Linked DNA regions of Homo sapiens: region 2 is linked to region 1. A link is a contact called in ENCODE Hi-C or POLR2A ChIA-PET data. All regions are on one chromosome and are shown on one strand. Each heading gives the region's core, a stretch centred on a gene start or an enhancer-like site at or near the end of the contact. The rest is flanking DNA. Distances are from core to core; before and after follow the strand shown. Region 1 holds the start of NEU3 (neuraminidase 3). Region 2 has its middle 7.4 kb from the start of SLCO2B1.

Region 1 (4,570 bases), core at 1,149-3,648:
CAGAAGAAAAGCCTCCCTTCATTTCAATCCCAGGCTCTCAACAGCAGAATCAAAAGATAAGCAAGGGGAGACCATCTTCTCACTCAATACTAGAGCATACTTCTCTCCCCTCAATTCAGGCTCTCCTCCCCGGGAGGGTCAGGCTTTGTTCTAAGCAAACAATCTGTCTCTGAGCCAGGCTGGTGTAATGGTTAAGAACATAGGATTTGGACCAGGCCAGGACTATGTGACCTTGGGCATGTTATTCAACTTCTCTATGCTTCAGGATCCTCCCCTATACAATTCAGCAGAGTAGGTGATAGAAATAAAATGCTTAACTACAGTGGCTATTACAAGGCCTATGACATAGTATGAGTGCAATATATGACAGTTATTATTTTTAAACTACCAATTACTGTATATTCTAGTTTTATTCCTTGAATCCTGTGGATAACAATGACAATAATAACAATTACAACTCCCTTTCTTAAAAACATTTAAATCCCCCTTTATTGCTGAAAGAGAACATACTTTAAACTCTTAACACCTTAATTACAAGTTAAACCAACACTACTATCATCAGTCAACATGTGACTATTAGTTAAATCTAAACAGGAATTCTCCAGGTGATAAGAAGAATGGAGCACAGGATAGGCATGGAGCGGGTTAGGGCTCAGAACAGGAAAGGAAGAGGCTGGGTGCGGTGGCTCATGCCTATATTCCCACCACTCTGGGAGGCTGAGGTGGGCAGATCACTTGAGGTCAGGAGTTCGAGACCACCCTGGCCAACATGGTGACACCCCATCTCTACTAAAAATACAAAAAAAATTGGCCAGGCATGGTGGCATCCACCTGTAATCCCAGCTATTCGGGAGGCTGAGGCAGGAGAATCACTTGAAACCAGGAGACGGAGGTTGCAGTGAGCCGAGACTGCACCACTGCACTCCAGCTTGGGTGACACAGCAAGACTCCATCTCAAAAAAAAAAGGAAATGGAGAGGAAATAGGGAAATAATCACCAAAGGAGAAGCACAACTTGTCACATGGGCTGGATTCAAGTCTCAGCTCCATTTCTTGCTGCATGACGTTTTGATGGTTACTCAACCTCTAGGTCTTGGATTCCTTGCTTGTAAACTATGGATAATAATACCTACCTAAGCAGATCAATATGAAGAACCACTCAAAAGTGTTTTATAAATTTTAAACTGCTGTTTTAATAGGTGTCTTTAATTATAAATTTTGATGTCCTCACAATTTCATTTATGCTTTATTATCACTATAACAATTAGAGCCATTAATTTTTGTAATTATGCTGATCGTGTTGATGACAGAAGTAATATAGATGGTGATTCTGGCATTGCCACCCAAAACGTTTCACACAAATCAGGTGCTGGAAACGGGATAGAAAATAATCAGATATGGGCCTGCTCTGGGGTTCATTTAAGCAGAGAATTCAAATGATTACTTGCTGCTCGATATAATCACTTTCCCATCAAGTCCTTCCCGCTTTCTTACTGGGAGAGAGTATAGCCTAGCATGGACTCTGAAGTCTGACTTATCTTTGACACTTACTAGCAAGTCACTTTACTTCTGAGCTTCAGTTTCCTCACTTATAAAATGGAGATAATACCGCCTACTTCTCAGACTATAATAATGTAATTCCACAGCCTCCAACTAACCCAATGAGCCTCCAGTGAATCCCAGGAGGCCTTCCTATCTCATTTATTCACTCCTAACAAGTAATATTTAAGGAGCACCTACCACGTGCCAGACCTTTGAAGATCTGTAGTCTAAACCCTCTCATGGTATAGATGGGAAAACTCGGGCCCGGGATGGGGACAAAGCTTACTGAACGCCACTCCACAGTAAAATCTGGACCAAGACCCAGGTCTCCTAAGTTGAAACTGAAGCTCAGGGCTCTTTCTGCCGCCCAGAGACCTTTGGTAAGCAGGGCTTTTCCAGTCTCAGTTCCCTTTCATCTCTGGAGTGATAATTCTGAGGTTTAAGTTCGGCTTCTGTGAGAACGAATAAAAATAGGACTAGCCAAGAATTCTCTGGCCAGGTCAGATCCTAGCCGACTAGGTGGCTCTGTCTCAATAATCCAAGGCTGGATTTCCCAAACGCAGATGGTCTTGCTCAACCTGTCCCCACAGTTGAGTCCTCCTCGGGGAGCTCTCCTGTCTCCCAACCCCGCTCACCTGCACTGGACCCCGGCTCCTCCGTCTCTGTCGGGGCAGAGCTGGACGCCGGGGATTCTTCCATGGGGCGCGGGGGCAGGTCCGCAGGTCTCATTCGCCGAAGCCCGGAAGAGGCACCGGCCCCAAGGCTGGGGAGACTGAGACAGAGGAGGATAGAGAGGGAGAAACAACTGAGACGGAGGACACGGAGACAAGCCCCGAGAAGCGAAGAGCGTGTCGACTGCCGGAAACAGGTAACGGCAACGAAAAGAGGCGGGCGCAGGCTGTAGTCAGTGGCGGTTGGGGCCAACCGTTGGCCTACTCCGCGAGCCCTCCCCGTCCCGCCCCCTCGGCGCTGCCCCTCCCTCCAGCCCGCAGCTCGGTCCCCACCACGGCGTGGGACCGGCACCACCTCCACCCTCGCCAACTCAGCTCAAGCCCTGGGCCCACCTCAGTTCCCAACGGCCGCCTCCTCTCTTCAGTGCCACAGCCCCGAGCTCTTATATTGGTCTGTAGCTCGGTATCACCGCCTAAAGCTTCCCTGGACAGCCTGAGAGTTGAGCAAAGGTTCCCGGCCTCAGAGGGTACCCTACAAAAAGGACCAGAGGTCCAGAGCATTGGCTACTCTCCTTGCAAAATATGAAAATGAAAATATATTCATATATATAATTTATGTGTGTGTATATACACACATTTACATACATAGATTTGTCACATAGCACTGAGTCCATTCTTCTGTTTCACAGTACCGGAATTTAAGCCCCCCTCTCCCCAGCCAAAGAGGAAAGGACTGATCTAAGGTCATTTTTTATCTGGGACTAAGTACAACGTAAAGGTAATAGGCTGGGCCTGGTGGCTTATGCCTACAATCTCAGCGCTTTGGAAGGCCTACGTGGGAGGATGCCTTGAGCCCAGGAGTTGGAGGCTGTGGTGAGCTGTGATTGCACCACTGCACTCCAGCCTGGGTGACAGAGCGAGACCCTGTCTCTAAAATATAACAATTTTAAAAAGAAGAAATTTTACAAACGCCAATAAAAGGAAAGACAGACTGCTAACTTAGAGGACATAAAAATGTAAAGCTTCTGTAAATTTGAATTCGTGATATTTTTCTCATTAAAAAAAATCCTGTGCTGAGGCAGGGAACATACAAGATGAGCCTGGAACATCGTGGTGCCACAAGGAAAGAACTCACAAAATGATGAGGGTTCTTTGAAAGAACATAGGTGCCAACCTCAATACAACCTGCTGTATTTTTCTAAAAAAAAAAAAAAAAAAAAGAAAAAAAAAAAGGCCTAGAACCAGAGACCAACTCATCGTAATAAGCCCAAATAATGGGTCTTTTTTATTTTTATTTTTATTTTTTGAGATGGAGTGTGTCTCTGCCGCCCAGGCTGGAGTGCAGTGGCGTCATCTTGGCTCACTGCAAGCTCCGCCTCCCGGGTTCACGCCATTCTCCTGCCTCAGCCTCCCGAGTAGCTGGGACTACAGGCGCCCACCACCACGCCCGGCTAATTTTTTGTATTTTTTATAGAGACGGGGTTTCACCATGTTAGCCAGGATGATCTCGATCTCCTGACCTCGTGATCCGCCCGCCTCGGCCTACCAAAGTGCTGGGATTACAGGCGTGAGCCACCGCGCCTGGCAATAATGGGTCTTAAAATACTATTTTGTCCCCAAAGGAACCAGGGTTCCATGAAAAAAATGGCTGATTTTAGGTGCAGGGAAGAAAATTTATAAGATTAGCCTAGAACATCTTAACAGAAAGCAAGAAAGCCATAAAAGACTATTTCAGGTCATGTCAAAAGAAGGTAAGAATCAATTTGAAGGTGATTCCACTGGCCAAATATGGAAAAATTAGAACATCAAAAAGAACAAGGACTGCAAAGAAAGTTCATATCGACATATGGAGAAAAATGTCACTTTGGTCACCTCAGAGTTTGCTAAGGAAAGCAGCTTTTTATTCTGCCTTTCCTGTACAAACCCTATTTCTGGGTAACTAAATAGTTGATGGGGAAAAGTTCTCCTTCATAAAATAATTAACTGACCAATGCCAAATGAATGATAGAATTTCATCATTTTGTCCTTTAATGACAAAATGAATTTAATGAATCTAGACAGCAATTATCAATAGCTACTAAAAGCTACACCCTTATTGCTCACCTTTTCTTCCCTTCCTACTTTCCCACCTCATTATGGCACTCCCTGCATCTCTCACATATACTATTGCCCTCAGGTCCTGGTCTCAGAACTTGCCTCTGGGAGAACTCAAATAAAGACCCTATACCAGGAGATAAGAACAACAAAACAGTAATGAGTTAAGGATCTAACTTAAGAATGTAGAAAAGGAAGAACAGAATAAATCCCAAAAAGGTAGAAAAGGAAATGATGAAAATAAGAACAGAATAAATGAAACAA
Region 2 (4,327 bases), core at 1,394-3,893, 150 kb before region 1:
CTTAGATTTTAGTTTTAGTTGACACAAGAAGCCTCCTGGCAGGACTGTCCTAAACCCTGTTATCTTGCCCGATCTTCTCCTAAGTATGTGGTACAGCTTCTTCCTCCTGGGAGACCGCCCCCAGCCTCGCCCAGTGACCTGGGGCTGGTCACTTGCCCTCTCTGATCCTTAGTGCCATTGTCTGCAAAACACCTTCCCAGAGCTGTCATATGGCTTGGATGAGCTGATGGATAGATTAGTGCTTCCAAAATTCTGAGAGCTGAGCAGATATGAGCCATTATTAATACAGCAGTGATGGTGATGGTGATGACTCTTATAATTCTGGAAGCAGAGGATGAGGAGGAAGTAAATCATGACACGTACGTGCCAGGTCAGCCTGATCTCACTGACAACCCAGGAGAATAAATCACTAGGAAGGCCCCCTGAGGTAGGAGGAAGCTCAGGAGAAAAATGGGGACTCTGCAGGTGGGCGGGGGGACCACGGTTCACAGCTGTTGTTCTACAGGTGCTGCAGGGCTCCAGCTTGGGCACTGGCTGGCCTTCAGCCCCCAGCCCTGGCTCTGCCACTGACATGCTGGTCAGGTCTCATTCCCTGCCTGGTCCTCAGTTTCCTTATTATAAAATGGTGGAGGGTGGGGGGTGCAGGTGCAGTGGCTCATGACTACAATCCCAGTGCTTTGGGAGACCGAGGCAGGAAGATTACTTGAGGCCAGGAGTTCGATGCAAGCCTGGGAAACATAGTGAGACCCTGTCTCTACCAAAAATTTAAAAATTAGCCAGGTGTGGTGGCACATGCCTGTGGTCCCAGCTACTGGGGAGGCTGAAGTGGGGAGGATCCCTTGAGCCCAGGAGTTGGAGGCTGCAGTGAGCTATGATCGCACCACTGTACTCCAGCCTGGGCAGCAGAGCGAGACCCTGTCTCTAAAAAAAAAAAAAAAAAAAAAATTTTAATGGTGGTTGGGGATGGGGGTGGTGGGGGTTGGGGGAAGAGTCTCATTCTGCTCTGCCCCTGTCTTTTGGAGTCTCATTCTGCTCATGGCCCACATGAGCTAATGGCTGTGCCACTGTTTTCCTAAAGTGTCAAGTGTGGGATTACAGTTATTAATGTGTCTCCTTGGAGAGAGGACACGGGAGAGGGGTGGTGCAGCAAAGGCTGGGAGGGATGCCGAGGGTGGGAGTTGGGGATGGGGTGAGTGGGGGTGGCAAATGCGCGATGGGAGCAAGCCCCTGCCAGGCCGTGGATAATTTGGAAGAAGGGCCCTGCTCCCTAAAGACTTTGCAACACTGCCCCCTGGGGGCTGGAGAGGAAGCCTGTGCCCTGACTTTTCCTCTGAGGCTTCAGTCAGGGAGGGGACCTTGAAGGACCACTGTCCAGAGGCTGAACTGGGTGGGCCAGAAGAAACCCAGCTAGGGCAGTCATTGCCTGCCCGCGTTCCCCACCTGTCCATTCCACTTCACGAGCCTCTCAAATCTGCAGCCCTGTCCTGGCCTAGCCCACCACTGCTCTTGTCTGGGCCATGCCCCGGCCTCTTTCCTACCTCCAGTTTCACACCAGCCCATCTTCTTGCAAGCCAGAGGGAACTTTCTGACCCTTAAATCCTACCATGCCCCTTTCTGTGTAAAACCCTGACCCAGCTCTCAGTAACCCCAGGAGAGACCATCCTTCTCAGCCTGACACTGAGTGGCCCCTGTCTCTCTGTCCAATCACATCTTCTGCAGGTCACTATCCTCACTCGCAGATGAGACATTACAGGAGTGTTTAGAGCAAGGAAGGCGCTGGGGTAGGACTTCTCGGGTGTGACTGCTGGCTTCCCCCCTTAGTAGCTGTGTTATTTAATTCTTAGTTTGCGGTTTTTTTTTTTTTTTTTGAGACAGAGTCTTGCTCTGTCACCCAGGCTGGAGTGCAGTGGCATGATCTCGGCTCACTGCAACCTCTGCCTCCTGGGTTCAAGCAATTCTCCTGCTTCAGTCTCCTGAGTAGCTGGGACTACAGCTGTGCACCACCACACCTGGCTAATTTTTGTATTTTTAGTAGAGACAAGGTTTCACCATGTTGGCCAGGCTGGTCTGGAACTCATGACCTCAGGTGATCTGCCCATCATGGCCTCCCAAAGTGCTGGGATTACAGGCGTGAGTGCCCAGCCTGCAGTACTTTTTTAAACTGTAAAGTATATATAACATAAAATGTTAACGTAAAATTCAGTGGCATGAAGTACATCTACACTGTTGTACAACCATCCTCACCATCCATCTCCAGACCTCCCTCATCTTTCCAAACGGAGACTCAGATTCATGTGTTCTTCATTCCACCTCTGTTTTCTCATCTGACGGATGGAACTAATCACTGAATGTGTTTTGCATGTGCTTACAGGTGGGTAATAGGTACTCAGGCAATGTTACGATTGTTTTCTTCTCTTGAGGAAGCTGCTCTGGAAAGTCAGTGCAGCAGCACCACATGGAGTGATCTCTAGAAACCCACAGCCTACCGCTGCCCGGCTTCATTTCTGTGGCTCGGGCAGATTTTCTGAGAGCTGCTGGGGAAGCATGCCGCCCATCTCATCTGGGAAGATGAGTCACTTCCTCTGCTGCTGGGTTATGAGCCTAGGGATGGGGAAGGCAGGAAGCAGAACACAAGCAGCTGCTTCTCAGCTGGGCGGGGCCTCCGCAGTGGCTCACATAAGAACCACGTGGCAAGGTGGATTCTCTCTGGTGTCTGGACCAGGGTAGGACACCCTAACTTGCCTGTGTGCCAGCTCTCTCAGGAGGGGCTGGAGCAGGCTAACTTGCTTCCATCAGTGTTGCTTATTCAGAGCACAACAGTTTGCGTTTTGCTTGATTCTCTCCTTTTCACATCATGCTCCCAACACATCATCCGCCCCCCACATTCTGTGCACACACTTCCAAGATTCACTCACTCCAACTGTTCCTGGCATGCGCGTCTAAAATCATCTCACCTTCCAAGTGGCACTGTCCTCATTTAAATGCATGTCTTTTTTTTGTCCCCTAGGTGGAACTAGGGGAGAGACCAGGCCTCAGGCCTCCCTGATGGATCCTGGTTTCTGGCCTGCTCTCTGGCCAGGGGAGCAAGTGGATCTCTCCAGCAAACAAGCTGAATGGTGGTGTCAGAATCAGAGCTGGGTCCAGACAGGACGCTTAGAGGGCCACAGAATCTCCTCCTAAGAGTCCTTCAGCTGGGGACTCTAGTCTTTTCAGTTAAAGACATCAACCATCCTCCAGAAAGAGCCAGCGGTGGCAAGCAGTTAGCTTAAGCAAACCAGTCAAGTCTTTGGAGTAGCTTAGGCTGGAACTCGGCCAACATTAGTTGTGTGGCATGGGGCAGATACTTCATTTTTCTAAGCCTCAGTTTCTTCTTCAAAATGGATGCAATGATCATGACTAACACTCATTATTTGCCAAGCACTGTTCTAAGCACTTGTATCAGCTCAGTTAATGCTCCAAACAACCTATTATAATCCCCAATTTACAGATGAGGAAACTGAGGTACAGAGAGACCTGCCAAGGTCACACAGTTGGTAAGAGGCAGATCAGGATCTTAACCTAGACAATCTGGCCCCAGAGTCCAAGCCCCTAACCATGGCACTTAACCGTCTCAGAGGGCAAATTTGAGGACTCAGTCATTATCCACTGGTCCCTAAGCCATGAGGTTGAATACAGAATGATCCAAGTACTAAGCTGCTGCCTTTGACTGACCCTGGGCATTTTACTTTCCTTGTCAAATCTCAGGTTTCCCTCCTACAACAGGAGGGGCTTGAACCCCAGCTCCGGCTCAGCAGAGAGCTCACCATTTGCCTGGAAACCTGCCCCTCCCTGGTCCCTGTTCTGAGCCCCTCCCATCTCCTCAGAGTCAGCCCCCATCCCTGCAGCCTGTGTGGCAACTCTGCCTTCATATTTCTGTCTGTCTTATTCCCTCTTCTCCCTAAATTCAAAGACCACTCCTTGTTCCTGTAGAACCCTTGCACAGCCTCCTTAATCATCTGTGACTCCCGTCTCCCTAGTTCTAATCCATCCTCCACATTCTACTGGAGCCATCTTTCCAAACACTAATCTTTTTTTTAGACAGGATCTTACTCTGTCATTCAGGCTGGAGTGCAGTGGTGCCATCCTAGCTCACTGTAGCCTCAAACAAGCAATCCTCCCACCTCAAGCTTTCCAAGTAGCCGGGACCACAGGCATGCACCACCATGCACAGCTAATTTTTTTTATTTTTATTTTTGTAGAGACAGAGTCTTGCTATGTTGCCCAGGCTGGTCTCAGACTCCTGGGCTAAAGTGATCCTCCCACCATGGCCTCCCAAAGTGCTGGGATT

What was found. A loop is a pair of places that touch in the nucleus more often than their neighbours do. ChIA-PET counts read pairs that join two places held with the same protein, here RNA polymerase II (POLR2A). Pooled maps may share reads with other maps.
Region 2: a loop to region 1 is called in a map of naive thymus-derived CD4-positive, alpha-beta T cell, with 13 times the contacts of the local background. The contact joins the enhancer-like site here to the promoter of NEU3 in region 1. A Hi-C loop is called at or near these places in 1 of 168 maps with a recorded cell type or tissue (naive thymus-derived CD4-positive, alpha-beta T cell) and 9 of 50 pooled maps. POLR2A ChIA-PET finds 5 or more read pairs at or near these places in 6 of 52 experiments (HCT116, OCI-LY7, Panc1 and 3 more).

What each region holds. Positions count from the first base shown.
Region 1 is chr11:74,986,761-74,991,330 of GRCh38, reverse strand. It overlaps NEU3 (neuraminidase 3), which reads right to left and starts at 2,398. Exons shown (of 3, transcript NM_006656.6): 1 at 2,177-2,398. The coding sequence starts at 2,270. RefSeq lists enhancers at 2,129-2,318, 2,599-2,648.
Region 2 is chr11:75,141,592-75,145,918 of GRCh38, reverse strand. No RefSeq gene overlaps it. Among named protein-coding and RNA genes, the nearest start is that of SLCO2B1, 7.4 kb to the left of the region's middle. RefSeq lists an enhancer at 2,128-3,327. Within about 2 kb of position 2,643, at least 15 of the 41 ENCODE cell types and tissues checked have a DNase peak (open chromatin) inside an H3K27ac peak, as active enhancers do; they include HCT116 and OCI-LY7, where a contact is called at or near this core.